Linked DNA regions of Homo sapiens: region 2 is linked to region 1. A link is a contact called in ENCODE Hi-C data. All regions are on one chromosome and are shown on one strand. The core of a region is the stretch at or near the end of the contact, and the rest is flanking DNA. Distances in the headings are between cores, read along the strand shown.

Region 1 (7,695 bases), core at 3,196-5,695:
GAGGATCGCTTGGGCCCAGGAGTTTGAGACCAGTCTGGGCAATACAGTGAAACCATGTTGGTGAAACAAAAAAATACAAAAATTAGCCATGTTTGGTGGCACACACCTATAGTCCCAGCTACTCAGGAGGCTGAGGTGAGAGGATCCCTTGAGCCCAAACCGATGAGGCTGCAGTGAGCCATGATTGCACCATTGCACTCCAGCCTGGGGGACAGAGCGAGACCCTGTCTCTAATAATAATAATAATGATAATAATAAACAAGCTAGGCATGGTGGCTCATGCCTGTAATCCCAGCACTTTGGGAGGCCGAGGTTGGAAGATCGCTTGAGCCCAGGAGTTCAAGACCAGCCTGGGCAAGACAGCGTGACCGTCTCTCTACAAAAAAAATCTTAAAAAATGAACTGGGTATGGTGGTGCGTGCCTGTAGTCCCAACAACTCAGGAGGCTGAGGTCGGAGGATCACTTGAGTCCAGGAGTTCAAGGCTGCAGTGAGCCATGATCATGCCACTGCCCTCCAGCCTGGGTGACAGAGCGAGACCCTGTCTCAAAAAACAAACAAACAAAAACTCACTTCAAAAATAAACGCTCAAGGTATAGCATGGGTGGCGAAACCACCACCCACGATTCAGAGGCATTTAACCAAATTGTTGCAGGACAGGACTTCCATGTTTGAAACTGACCTGACCCACTTCCGAATTTTAGGAACTCAGATGTTGCATCTGTGCTGACTGCCTGTTTCCAGTACCTCCTGGGTTCTTGAGTCCAGCTCATGCTTGTTAAGAAGCTCTGAGAAGCTGTCTCTGAAAACAGAGGCCTCTTGTAGCAAAGACAGACCAAAGATTGGAGTGAAAGATTGCTGGCTGTCTTTCTATTCTCAGGGACTAAGTACTTAATGCACAAGGGCTGACTTTGAGATGTACAAGGATGGACTTCGTGCCCATCATGATCTGGGCTGTCCCTGGGAACCAATTATACTATCATTTACTTAATATCTTTCTTTAAGTTGACTCACTCTTGTTTTTTACTTAAATATCTACTTTAGTTTTGTCCTAAGCAAGAATGTCCACAAAATCACAGGTTGGATGCTACTAATTATATATGTTTTCTAATACCCCTCAACATAAATAATTACTAATGAGATGAAAAGCAATTGTCTGTGCACTATCTAAAAGCCATCTGCACATGCCACTCTGCGTGGGGTGACAGATTCAGCAAAGATCCTTTCTTGTCTTGTAAACTCACCAGATTAGATAAAACACCTTCCCACTTGTGACTTAAAGACAACTGGCCCTACTGACCCCTCGGCCCCAGCTGCCATGCTTGGCGGCTTCCTTACAAGACTTGTTCTGTGGGTTTCTCCACTGCTGGCTCTAGGATGATATAGGCCTCCATCCCAGCAGCCTGACACATGTCTTGCCAACTGATCCGGAAGACCCCAAACTCTAAGACAGAAGATGTGGTCATAGCTGTGAGGAAAACCTTCCTGTTTATTCTTTTCTTTGTGAATGTCCTTTTCAAGGAAAAACAAGTGTACATCTGGCCTTTGGAGGACCCATCTTGTCATGAGGCCAGAAGGGCTCCTGGTTTGTCATTTTCTTGTTCACCTGCTAGCCAAGCACCACATTTTGGTTTGAGAGGTGACCACATTTTGCGATGGCTAAATCCTCTCTGCCCAGCTTCTCTGTATGGATACAGACACTCATGGCAAGAAACCTTAAACATGCAAGAGCAGAAGGGTTCCACAAACTACGATACAGGCACACAATGAGGTATTGGGGAGCCATTAAGAAAAATGGTTAGTTATTATTATTATTATTATCATTTTTGAGATGGAGTCTTGCTCTGCCTCCCAGGCTGGAGTGCAATGGCGCAATCTTGGCTCACTGCAACCTCCACCTCCTGGGTTCAAGTGATTCTCTCTGCTTCAGCCTCCTGAGTAGCTGGGATTACAGGCGTGCACCACCATGCCTGGCTAATTTTTGTATTCTTAGTAGAGATGGAGGTTTCACCATGTTGGCCAGGCTGATCTTGAACTCCTGGCCTCAGGTGATCTGCCTGTCTTGGCCTCCCAAAGTGCTGGGATTACAGGCGTGAGCCACCATTCCCAGCCAATTATTTTTGTTTTTTTAAAAAAACTATGTTAGGCCAGGCATGGTGGCTCCTGTCTGTAATCCCAGCACTTTGAGAGGTCAAGGTGGGAGGATCACTTGAGGCCAGGAGTTTGAGACCATCCAGGGCAATATAGCGAGATCCCACCTCTACAAAAAATAAAAACGTTAGCTGAGCATAGTGATGCATGCCTGTAGTCCCAGCTTCTTGGAAGGCTGAGGCGGGAAGATTGCTTGAGTCTGGGAGTTTGAGGCTGTGGTGAGCTATGATTGCACCACTGCACTCCAGCCTGGGCAATAGCAATAAAAGAACATAATAATCACTGGAGACTTGAGAGAGTAGGAGAGGGGTTAGGAATGAGGAATTACCTAATGGGTACGCTGTACACTGTTACACTGAAAACCCAGACGTCACCACTAGGCAGTATATCCATGTAGCAAAACTGCATTTGTTCCCCATAAATTTGTAAAAATAAAAAATAATGACTGAGTGTGGTGGCTCACACCTGTAATCCTAGCACTTTGGGAGGCTGAGGCAGGTGGATCACTTGAGGCCAGGAGTTTGAAACCAGGCTGGCCAACATGATGAAACCCTGTCTCTACTAAAAATACAAAAAAAATTAGCTGGGCATGGTGGCGCACACCTATAATCCCAGCTACTCGGGAGGCTAAGGCAGGAGAATTGCTTGACCCTGGGAGGCAGAGTTTGCAGTGAGCCGAAATCACACCACAGCACTCCAGCCTGGGTGACAGAGTGAGACTCTGTCTCAAAACAAACAAAGAAACAAAACAAAAAACAAAAAAACCATGTGGGTTTATATGCATCTATGTGCATAGGAAAAATAACACAGATGGCATTAACCAGAACGTTTATAATGATTATCTCTGGGTAGCAGGATCTTGAGTTATTTTTAAGAAATTGTTTTAGTTTATCTGTGCTTTGTAACTTTCCTACAATGAACATATATTGCTTGCATCATAAAAGTAATAAATGAGAAGATAATTTTTAATAGCAAAATGGAAAAAAGCTTATAATAGAATGCTGCTTGAAAAAAACCAGGATTCTAAGTATATGAAAAAATCTATTGTTAGGCAAAGATAGTTGTAGGGAAGCAGGAAATACAGACTTAAAAAAAAAAGTTAAGCTTCCAAGAATTTTTTTGTTTTGTTTATTTTAGAGACAAGGTCTTGCTCTGTTGCCCAGGCTGGAGTGCAGTGGTGCAATCATAGCTCACTGCAGCCTCAAACTCCCTGGCTCAAGAGATATTCCCACCTCAGTCTCCCGAGTAGCTAAGTAGCTGAGACTACAGCTGTGTGGCTTTTATTTATATTTATTTATTTATTTATTTATTTATTTATTTATTAGAGACAGGGTCTCACTATGTTGCCCAGGCTGGTCTCAAACTCATGGTCTAAAGAAATCCTTCCGCCTCGACCTCTCAAAGTGTTGAGATTACAGATGTGAGCCTCCATGTCCAGCCTCCTTCCTTGAATTTAGGTACAACCCTGGTGTAAGGATCTGGGGAGATGCTGGATGGGTTGGAATTAAGTTTCTACTATTTGGCAGAACAGGGGTTTGTATAAGAAGTTAAGATCGGATGCGCATTTCAACTTGCATTCTGATATTTGTACCTGTTTTCCAAAATTGTATTACTTTTATAGTTTAAAAAAAAATTCAAAAAAGAGGCTGGGCACGGTGGCTCATACCTGTAATCCCAGCACTTTGGGAGGCTGAAGTGAGCAGATCACTTGAGGTCAAAGGTTTGAGACCAGCCTGGCCAACATGGTGAAATCCCGTCTCTACTGAAAATGCAAAAATTAGCTGGGCATGGTGGTGCAGGAAGGTAATCCCAAAAACTCGGGAGGCTGAGGCAGGAGAGTCACTTGAACCTGGGAGGCGGAGGTTGCAATGAGCTGAGATCGCACCACCGTACTCCAGCCAGGGCGACAAAGTGAGACTCCAGACTCAAAAAAAAGAAAAAGAAAAAAGAAAAATACATAAAAGCAACCAAAAGGGAGAGCGTTCAATCAACTAGAAAAATCTGCCTTGGGTCTCTAGCAGCCTGACAACTCTTTTCATAATTTCTGGACCTGTCCTGCTGGGGATGGAGTGAACCAAAGAGGGATTTCAGAGGAGGTGGCTGCACCAGAGCTTGCATTTCCTGGATGGCTCCTTTCTCCCATACCCTTGTTGACAGAGTCTTATTGCTGTGTTTGCTTTCCTTATTGCCAGAGCACTCAGCTGCACCGGGCTTTACCCTGTATGAGTACAATTACACAGGAAAACACCCTGCCCACCAGGCCCCATGCCAGGAGCCATGTCATTGTGTCCCAATGGACAAAGAGGACTTGGGGGGGTGCCAATGGTGAGCACCTAAGCCCATCCCCAGAAATGGAAGTGGCCACTTGCCCAGGATGGGTGGTGTGTGTTGACAGCCAGCAGGGAAGAGTGTGGTCAGTTTCATCTGCTCCCTCCCTGCCAATGCTGGAGGCAACTTGGAGAGGGTAGTTTCTGCCAAGCCTTGAAAGATGCCAGGGGCGTGTGTGTGTGGGGTGGGGTAGGATGGGTAGAGGTGGAGAAGGGAGGTGGTTGTTCCATTGGGAATAAAATGCGGTATTCCAGAATAGAGTCAGAAAAATAAGGTCAACCTGATAATGTTTGGAGGCTTATGTAGGAGGACAAGCTATAGTTTCTTTTTCTCTGTTTCACTTTGAGAAACAGGAATGATCCTATTATTATTAAAAATGTGCCAGGGGCCAGTGGCTCAGGCCTGTAATTCCAGCACTTTGAGAGGCTGATGTGGGAGGATTGCTTGAAGCCAGGAGTTCCAGACCAGCCTGGGCAATATAGTGAGACCACCATCTCTAAAAGCAACAACAACAAAAAACAAAAGAAATTAGTTGGGTGAAGTGGTGCATGCCTGTGGTCCCAGCTACTTGGGAGGCTGAGGTGAGAGGTTCGCTGGATCCCAGGAGTTCCAGGCTGCAGTGATCTATGACTGTACCGCTGCACTCCACCCTGGACAACAGAGCAAGACCCTGTCTCAAAAAAAAAAAAAAAAAGTGAGCTTTTGAGTTAGACAGACTTGGGTGGCATCTTCATCCCATCTCTTACTGGCTGGGTGGCTGTGTGATCTTGGCAAAATCGCATCACCTCTCTGAGCCTCAGTTGTCTCATTTGCAAATGAGGCCAGCAATAGTACCTCCCTCCTTGCGTTTTTGTTTGGTTTTCAGTGAGGGTTAAAATGCATATAAAGCTCTCAGCATCCTGTTGAATGAAGGTTGGCTACTGTAATTCATTAGGGAGAAAGAAGGATGAAATGTGTAGGTGGTTGCTGAGTTTAGATACTTAATTGCCTTAGAAAGGACTGATGCTGGAAGGGGAATTTCCCAGCTTGGTAAATGAAAGATTCAGTCTTTGGCCTGCACTTCCCTGAGGCTTAGCTGTCTATGTCATGCTCCTGTCAGAAACTTTCAAGGGCTACTGGTGTCTATAGAATAAAGGCCCCTCAACCCTTAGCTGGCTTCTAAGACACCTTGCAACCTGGTCCCAGCCTAGATGTCTCCTTTAATTCCTTGCACTTTCCTTTACAATGGGGTAGTGGTTAAGAAGTTGGGTTCAAACCCCAGTTGGGTCACTTACTCACTGTGTGACCTTGTGGAATTTACTCACCCTCTCTGTGCCCTGGTTTCCCCATCTGTAAAATGAGGGGAAAATAGTACTGAGTTCATTGAGTTGATGTGAAGATTAAATTGTAAATATGAAGCACCTAGCACAGTGTCTGGCATGGAGAGAGATCAGTGCCTATGAGAGGCTTCTTATTTGCATATACCCATGCAACCACATGCTGGAGCCCTTGGGTACCCTGGGAATTCCCACCACCACACTTTCACTCATGCTGTTATTCAGTCCTGGAGTGCAAAACCTTTACCTCTACCCACAAATCCTCTACCTTTTTCTAGGTGCAGCTCCAGTGCCACCTCCTCCAAGAAGTCCTCTGTGAATGGAGGTCATCCTCCCTCCTCCGTAGCCCCAGTTTTTTTTTTTTTATTGAGATGGAGTTTCACTCCTGTCACCCAGGCTGGAGTGCAGTGCTGTGATCTCAGCTCACTGCAACCTCTGCCTCCCAGGTTCAAGTGGTTCTTCTGTCTCAGCCTCCCAAGTAGCTGGGATTACAGGCATGCGCCCATGGTGATGCCGAGCTAATTTTTTTTTTTTTTGTATTTTTAGTAGAGATGGGATTTCACCATGTTGGCCAGGCTGGTCTCGAAACCCTGACCTCAGGTGATCTGCCCACCTCGGCCTCCCAAAGTGCTGGGTTACAGATTACAGGCGTGAGCCACCGTGCCCAGCCCTCAGAATATTTTCTGAGGACCAATAATGTGGATGGAGTTAAGACCACTGAACTGCACACGTAAAAATGATCACAGTGTAAATTTTGCTATACACATGTATTTTCCACAATTAAGTATTTTAAAAGACATATTGAGCATTTAAAAACTCACAAATCATCTTTAATATTGATTATATGTTGAAGTAATATTTTGGATATATGGGTTCAATGAAATATATTAATAAAATTAGTTTGATCTGTTTATTTTTACTTTTTAAAATGTGGCTATGACAATTTTACATTGCTGGACTGGGCATAGTGGCTCACGCCTGTAATGCCAGCACTTTGGGAGGCCCAGGCAGGAGGATCACTTGAGGCCAGGAATTCAAGATTAGTCTGGGCAACATAGCAAGACCCTGTCCCTACAAAACATATAAATTAAAAAAAAAAATTAGCCAAGCATGGTGGTGTGCACCTATAGTCCCAGCTACTCGGGAGCTGAGGTGGAAGGATCGCTGGAACCCGGGAGGTCGAGGCTGCAGTGACCCGTGATCATGTCACTGCACTCTAGCCTAGGTGATAGAGTGAGACCTTGTCTCAAAAGAGAAAATGAAAAAAATTTTAAATTGCTTATGCCATTCCGATCTGTGGCTTGTGTTGTATGTATGTTGGATAGTGCTGACCTAGATCAATGGCTGGCACTGTAGGCACTTAAATGTGGGCTTAATACGGGAATGAATACAGTTGCAGCCAAATAGGTTCTTTTCAGGCATAAAACAAACAAACAAACAAAAACTGTTGTATCTGGAAGGCTCCAAGGGAATGGGAGAGAGTTTGTGTCGGGGCAGTTTACATAACTAAATCATCATAATTAATATCTATTATTATTATTTGAGACAGGGTCTCACTCTGTCACCCAGGCCAGAGTACAGTGGTGCTATCTTAGCTCACTGCAACGTTTGCCTCCCGGGCTCAAGCGATCCTTCCACCTTAGCTTCCTGAGTAGCTGGGACTATAGGTGCACACCACCATGCCCAGCTAATTATTGTATTTTTTCTGTAGAGGCAGGGTTTTGCCATGTTGTCTAGGGTGATCTCAAACTCCTGGACTCAAGCGATTCTCTTGCTTCGGACTCCCAAAGCGCTGGGATTACAAGTGTTAGGCACTGCGTCTGTCCAATATCTATTATTACGCTGATGATAGCAGCCACCGTCCGCGGAGTACCTAACGTGCCAGGAACTGTCATGGCACT
Region 2 (6,168 bases), core at 3,491-5,990, 350 kb before region 1:
TAGACACAGGATTTCACCATGTTGCCAGGCTGGTCTTGAACTCCTGAACTCAAGCAATCTGCCCACCTCGGCCTCCCAAAGTGCTGGGATCATATGCATCCATCACTGCGCCTGGCCAACATTTTTTTTTTTAACTATCATCCTAGAGTTCAAGTAGATAAACGTTTTTATGCAACTTAACCAGAAAGACATTCAGAAATTGGTAATTATGTGTGGAGGGTTGAATTATGTCCCCACAAAAATTCATGCTGAAGCCCTAACCATCTACCTGTACCTCAAAATGTGAGTATATTTGAAGATAGGCCCTGAAGAGGTAACTAAGTTAAAATGGGATTGTTAGGATGGGCCCTAATCCAACCTGAGTGGTATCCTTATTAAAAGAGAAGATTAGGACACAGACACCCAGACAGAGGGACCATACAAGGACACAGTAAGAAGGCAGCCATCTGCAAGCCAAGCAGAGAGGCCTCAGAAGAATCTAAAGCTGTCGACACCTTGTCCTGGACTTTCAGCCTCCAGAACTGCAGGAAAATAAGTTTCTATTGTGTAAGTCACTCAGTTTGTGGTACTTTGTTATGGTATCCTTAGCAAACTAATAAAGGATGAAACCCTGAATTTTTAAAAATTTCAAAATGTGTTTACATAATCTTCTACCCCTTTTGTCCTGATTATTCAATGAGCAGACTAGAAAAGCCTAATACCTTTCTGGGGACAGCTACGTTTTAATAATCCACCTACCTTACTAAGCTGTGTGTGCTGGGAGAAAAGTGAGGGAAGTAGAGTCAGGCTGTCAGTCCACTGTTGCAAGCTGCAACTAATCCCAAAAGCTGAATGCAACAAGTCAACAGCAGTGAGAGAAGCCCCAGAGAAGGTTTGAGTCTGGTCTGTCAAAAGCAGGAGGAGAGGTCATAGTCCTTGCGATGTGCCCTTCCCCAGCTTGGAGCGTTTGGCAAATATTAGAAGTTAGGAATGCAATTAGCCTCTGTATTAGAGACAAAGAGCCTATCAGCAGCTTGATCTTAGATGGTCCCATTAGAGAATAAGCCCTTTTCAGCCAGGTTCCAGGACGTTTTCATAGTTTAGCGCTCCACGGAGGGGGTCCTTAATCTCCAACGGCCCCAACGTCTGAGTCCTGGTCATTGAGCCTGTGCCTGCTTTCAGTTCAGCATAGCTCGTGTTGAGGCTAAAACAGCTCAAGGCAGACAGTAGCAGGTTTCAGCTTAGAGTCAGGGCCAGGCAATTAGGATCTGAGAATTTGAGATTCTCAACAAGCAGCTGCTTTTCTTCAGCAGCAGTGAAGGCATGCTGCATGGCCAGACAGCTGTGGTCCAAGTGACATGCAAGGCTGCCTTTTTATCTTGTTGGTCTTAGAGTCCAATTGACCCACTCAAAAAAAATGCATATTAGACTAGACAATCATCAGCCTCTAAGGGGAGACATTTGATTTTGACAAGGGTTCATTAGCAATTTAACTGTATTTTCATTTTCCAAACAGATTGCTTCTCTTTACATGTTGTCTCCCTCTTTCCCGAGGCTCCAGTAAGCACGAATCACAGCAAAAATAATCAGTTACAGCCTGTTCTGGTTCCAATATCCGAAGAATTTAAATTCCAACCTATCCACTAGTGGCAAAAAACTAGAAAGCTGTATCCCACTAACACCTTTCATATTTTATTTTTGAGTAGCTTTATTTGATTAGGGTGATCCCTCTAGCATTTATGAAATTAACAAGCATAAAACTTTTTTTTTAAGAGATGAGTAGCTGGGACTACAGGCGCACGCCACTGCGTCCAGCTAAGGTATGTTTTTTAAGCAATGAAATCAACCAGTAAAAACAAGTTCAAATATTTTTCATTCACACACTCAAGGCCTGCTGAGCATCCACTGCATGTGTTTTACTTGTTCCATTAGAAAGGTTTATTAAAAAATGGCGGGGCACAGTGGCTCATGACTGTAATCCCAGCACTTAGGGAGGCCAAGATCGCTTGAGCCCAGGAGTTCAAGACTAGTCTGGGCAACATGGTAAAACCCTGTCTCTATTTAAAAAATAAACAAATACAAGCAAGTTTTTTTTTAAAAAATGATATATTAAAGAAAATCCTCCTAATTCTCTTATGTCTTTTCATAGCTGTTTCCATGTTCTCATATTCCCATCCTTGTCAACATGGAATTTTTGTTGTTGTTGTTGTGGTTTTTTTTTTTTTTTTTGAGACGGAGTCTCGCTCTGTCGCCCAGGCTGGAGTGCAGTGGCACAATTACAGCTCACTGCAAGCTCCGCCCCCTGGGTTCGCGCCATTCTCCTGCCTCAGCCTCCCAAGTAGCTGGGAATACAGGCACCCGCCACCATGCCTGGCTAATTTTTTTGTATTTTTAGTAGAGATGGGGTTTCACTGTGTTAGCCAGGATGGTCTTGATCTCCTGACCTCGTGATCTGCCCACCTCGGCCTCCCGAAGTGATGGGATTACAGGCTTGAGCCACTGCGCCTGGCCAAACATGGAATTTGTTTTATACAGTTGCAATTATGGTCCATTAATACAATCTATTTGTATGTTATCAGTAACAGTAATACTAACAGTGAACCCTTATTAAGCATTTACTATGTGCCAGGCACAAGGCTAAGAGTTTTACAGAGATGATCTCATTTACCTTGGGTTACTTACCCAACCAAGGTTTATAGCCAGCAGGTGGCAAAGCTTGAATTCCAACCCAACTCTGCTGACTCCCAACTACACCCACCTGCACACTTGCCTCTTGGGCCTTGTTTGTCTGGCAAGTCCTAAATCCCAGACTCATTTGTTCACTTGCTTGCTTCCTCCCTCCCTCCCTACCAAAACACAGTATGATCTGTCGGTTAAACTCAATAGACTAAAAACTCCGGGTTCAAATGCTAGCTCCTCCATCACTAGCTGTATGACCTTGGGAAAGTACTTAATCTCTCTGTGCCTCAATTTCCATGTTTATAAAATGGGATAAAGTGCCCATTATAGTGCCCATTTCCTAGGATTCTATCCAGGAGATGATGTGCCTATTTCCTAAGGTTCTTATAATGAGATTCTGCAAGGACAGCACTCCAAATAGTACAGGCACATGGTTTTGACAGTTGTTTCTGTTATTATTGAAATAAAAAGAACCTATACCTGTTCCCAGGAAGCTCAGAGTCTCTCACAGGCCTTTTCAGTTCCTGGGGCTCTCATATTTCCTCATTCTCCCAGACTCCTCTGACCCTACTCTTCCTCAGGTTCTTACTGCTCCTGTGGGAAATCAGAAAGAGCAGCCAGCAGACAACACCAACTGAGATGAATGCAGCTGAAATGGCACAGGTCAGTATGGCCAAGAAACACCATGGGCTAATGTTCAGACCCATGGTATGAAAGCCAGAGTGGGTGTGAATTTCACTCCCATGTCTCTTATCTTGGATGGTTTTCATCTGCATGACCCATTTGCCCAATGCCCAATGGATGTGAAGATACAGAAAAGTCCAGGTACTGTTTTCAGGGAAGTAAGATGTCCTGTGCCAACTCTTCTCACTTCAGGGTCCAAGTCAGAGTGCACAAGGAAAGCAGGTGGGGCTGGCCCACCAGCAAAAGCTTCAGGAGAGCAAGGGATTGGCTGACTGGGCTGCAAGGGTAGTGTTCAAAGCCAGCTGCCTTGGAGGCCAAGATAGTGGAGGAGCTGCATAAAACATGGATTTTGCAGCCAAGTAAGAGCTGGCCTTGATTCCAGCTCAGCCATTTATTAGATGTGTGGCATTGGGCAAATTTACTTAACCTCTCTGAATATCAGTTTCCTCTGCTGTAAAACAGGCTGTGAAACTCTCACTTTTTTGACAGTTGGGAGGATTAAATGTTTGCACCCCATAGATACAAAACAAGGAAGGGTGATTTCTCCATCTCTTGTTTGTGGCGGACTGATTATAAAGGGCAAGATGTTTTAAATTTTATTTTAAATTTTAAAAATATGTAAGAATGCTATGCCTTATACTCTAAGGGGTTTTGCTCAAGGTGTATCACTTCCTAATAAAAGTGCCTAATAAACTGCCGTTTATTGAGTGCTCACCCTGAGCCAGTACTTATGCTTTACATGTATAAATGCATTTCAATCATCATAATACCCTATCCAACTTCCCCATTTTATGGATGAGAAACCTGAGGTTCCACGAAGTAAGATAACTTGCTCAAAGTCACAAGGCTAGCCAATGGCAGGCTGGGATTTGATCAGCCTGACTCTAGCACTCACACTCCTCACCACTATGATGGCTCTCAAAATGGGCCCCTCAGACCCTCTCTGTATTTTGACTCTTTGGCTTTCTCACTCACTAAGCTGTGAGATCCCTATGAGAAAGAACTGGCTCCATCTTAGTCTCCACTGTATCCCCAGGACCTAGGAAGTGCTTGGCACCTAGTAGTGGCTTGGAAAGCACTTGTTAAATGAATAAATGAGTGATGGTGTCTCTCTTCTCTGTGCAGCATATGGTGAGGGGCCCACCTTCTTACCCCTAAATGGAAGCAAGCACATATTCTACTAAAAGCACAAGCCCATTGCTGGGGGGCTCTAGAAGTGTTTCAGTTATCATGTACTTATGGGAACTGTAGAAGTTGGCGAGACATTTTGCTGAGACCAGTTCTGAAAAAACCAGGCCTTCGGACACGCTGTCCCAACACTGCCAGTATCATTTCAGGGGACTTGCAGCTCCATGGAAGCTAACCCCCAGGAGACCAGCCAGCTGGATTTGACTACCTATAGTCACCATCCAGGTTGTCAGATGCCAATTTTTTTTCAGGAGAACCGCTGAGGCTAGCCAGAATATGGCTGGGCAGCACCCTCTAGGCTCTCACTGGATAGAACAGGATACAGAGAAAGGCCTCCCTAGCCACCAAGACCTCTTCCTTATAGCTGAGAAACTTCCAAGGATATGTTAACTATGAACAATGTTTGTCTGATTAATTTCAAGTCTGCCAGATGTATCAGTGACTAAGAAAGGAACTGTGGCCTCAGATCCTGAGTGAAATGGTTCATGCAGAAGTGACTAATACAGAAGCCACCACCCCAACCCCAAATAACCACAAGGGCTCTGTGCAGCCATGTAAAACAGAATCAGTCAACAGGAGGCTCACAAGACAATCATTCACCTTTGTTCCCTGCAGCAGGTATCCTGCAATCTGAGACTTATCTTGAGCTGGGGTAAGGTCTGAGGCATGCTGGCAGGGTGTGTGAGGGTTGGGGGTGAGGGTGGTCACATCCAGGCAATCATTCTATTAAGGATGTGCTAGATGACCCACAGACTCAGGCCTGACTCCTCAGGAGCTCACAGTTAGTAGGGGTTCAGACAAGAACACAGGTACATAACTAAAACTCTATTGATAAGGGCGCCTCGGTAAGGTGCTATGGGAACCATAAGGATGCAGTTCCATGGCCCAGTCAGCTCATCTGGGGAAAAATAATAAAACAAAAAGGAAGCAGTTCCAGACAGAAGACCATCTCCAAATGGTTCTTTATTGAACACCCACTTTGGCTAGGCAATATCCTCCCCCTGCCCTCTAATCCAGGCTCAGGTACCCCCAGTGGAGTATCCTCAGAAGGCAACTCCCAAGACCAGGAGTAATGAGAGATTGGGCAGAGGGTAAGGGACAGCAGGGAGACGGAGGAAAATGAAGACACCAGGGAAAGAGGAGAGGCCTGAACTGGACAGCTGATGCTTTGTCCTGCCCAGCACCCATTCGTCCCTTCTTCAGGTAATATCATCTGCCACCACAACCACCAGCACCAACTCTCAGTCTCTGTGGGTACATGCCAGGCCTGTCCATTTGGTGTATTCCATCTTCCTGGCCACAATGATGACTTGAGGCTGGATACCTTCCTCGTCTGGACCAATGAGAACCAAATCCAGCAGTTCTGTCAGCAAAGGGGAGCTCTTTTTATCAATAACTGGTGCTGTGGGGCCACACTGTGAAGCCCAAGAATAAAGCCAACTCAAATGAAAGCAGAGCTGAGAGCCAAAGAGACAGATCCCTGTTTGGAGTCCTGGGATGCAGCCTGAAGCCCAATCTAGCCCATCCTTTTCAGCTACGTGAGCCATTAAATTCCCTCTGCCCCAAGTGAACTGGAAAGAGTCCCAACCAAGGTCCTTCCCATCTGGTTGTTCTTCTGGAAGTATTTTGAGGACAAGG

Evidence for each region. Hi-C counts contacts between places; a loop is a spot of excess contacts on that map. Pooled maps may share reads with other maps.
Region 2: a pooled map shows a loop between it and region 1 (4-fold over the local background). The contact joins two enhancer-like sites. A Hi-C loop is called at or near these places in 3 of 37 single-sample maps with no recorded cell type and 3 of 50 pooled maps.

Annotation. Positions count from the first base shown.
Region 1 is chr16:23,321,666-23,329,360 of GRCh38, reverse strand. The region is part of intron 1 of SCNN1B (sodium channel epithelial 1 subunit beta); the gene reads right to left. Among named protein-coding and RNA genes, the nearest start is that of SCNN1B, 23 kb to the right of the region's middle. Within about 2 kb of position 4,445, at least 11 of the 41 ENCODE cell types and tissues checked have a DNase peak (open chromatin) inside an H3K27ac peak, as active enhancers do.
Region 2 is chr16:23,669,168-23,675,335 of GRCh38, reverse strand. DCTN5 (dynactin subunit 5) reads right to left here. Exons shown (of 6, transcript NM_032486.4): 6 at 1-6,168. Among named protein-coding and RNA genes, the nearest start is that of PLK1, 6.6 kb to the left of the region's middle. RefSeq lists an enhancer at 4,693-4,922. Within about 2 kb of position 4,740, at least 3 of the 41 ENCODE cell types and tissues checked have a DNase peak (open chromatin) inside an H3K27ac peak, as active enhancers do.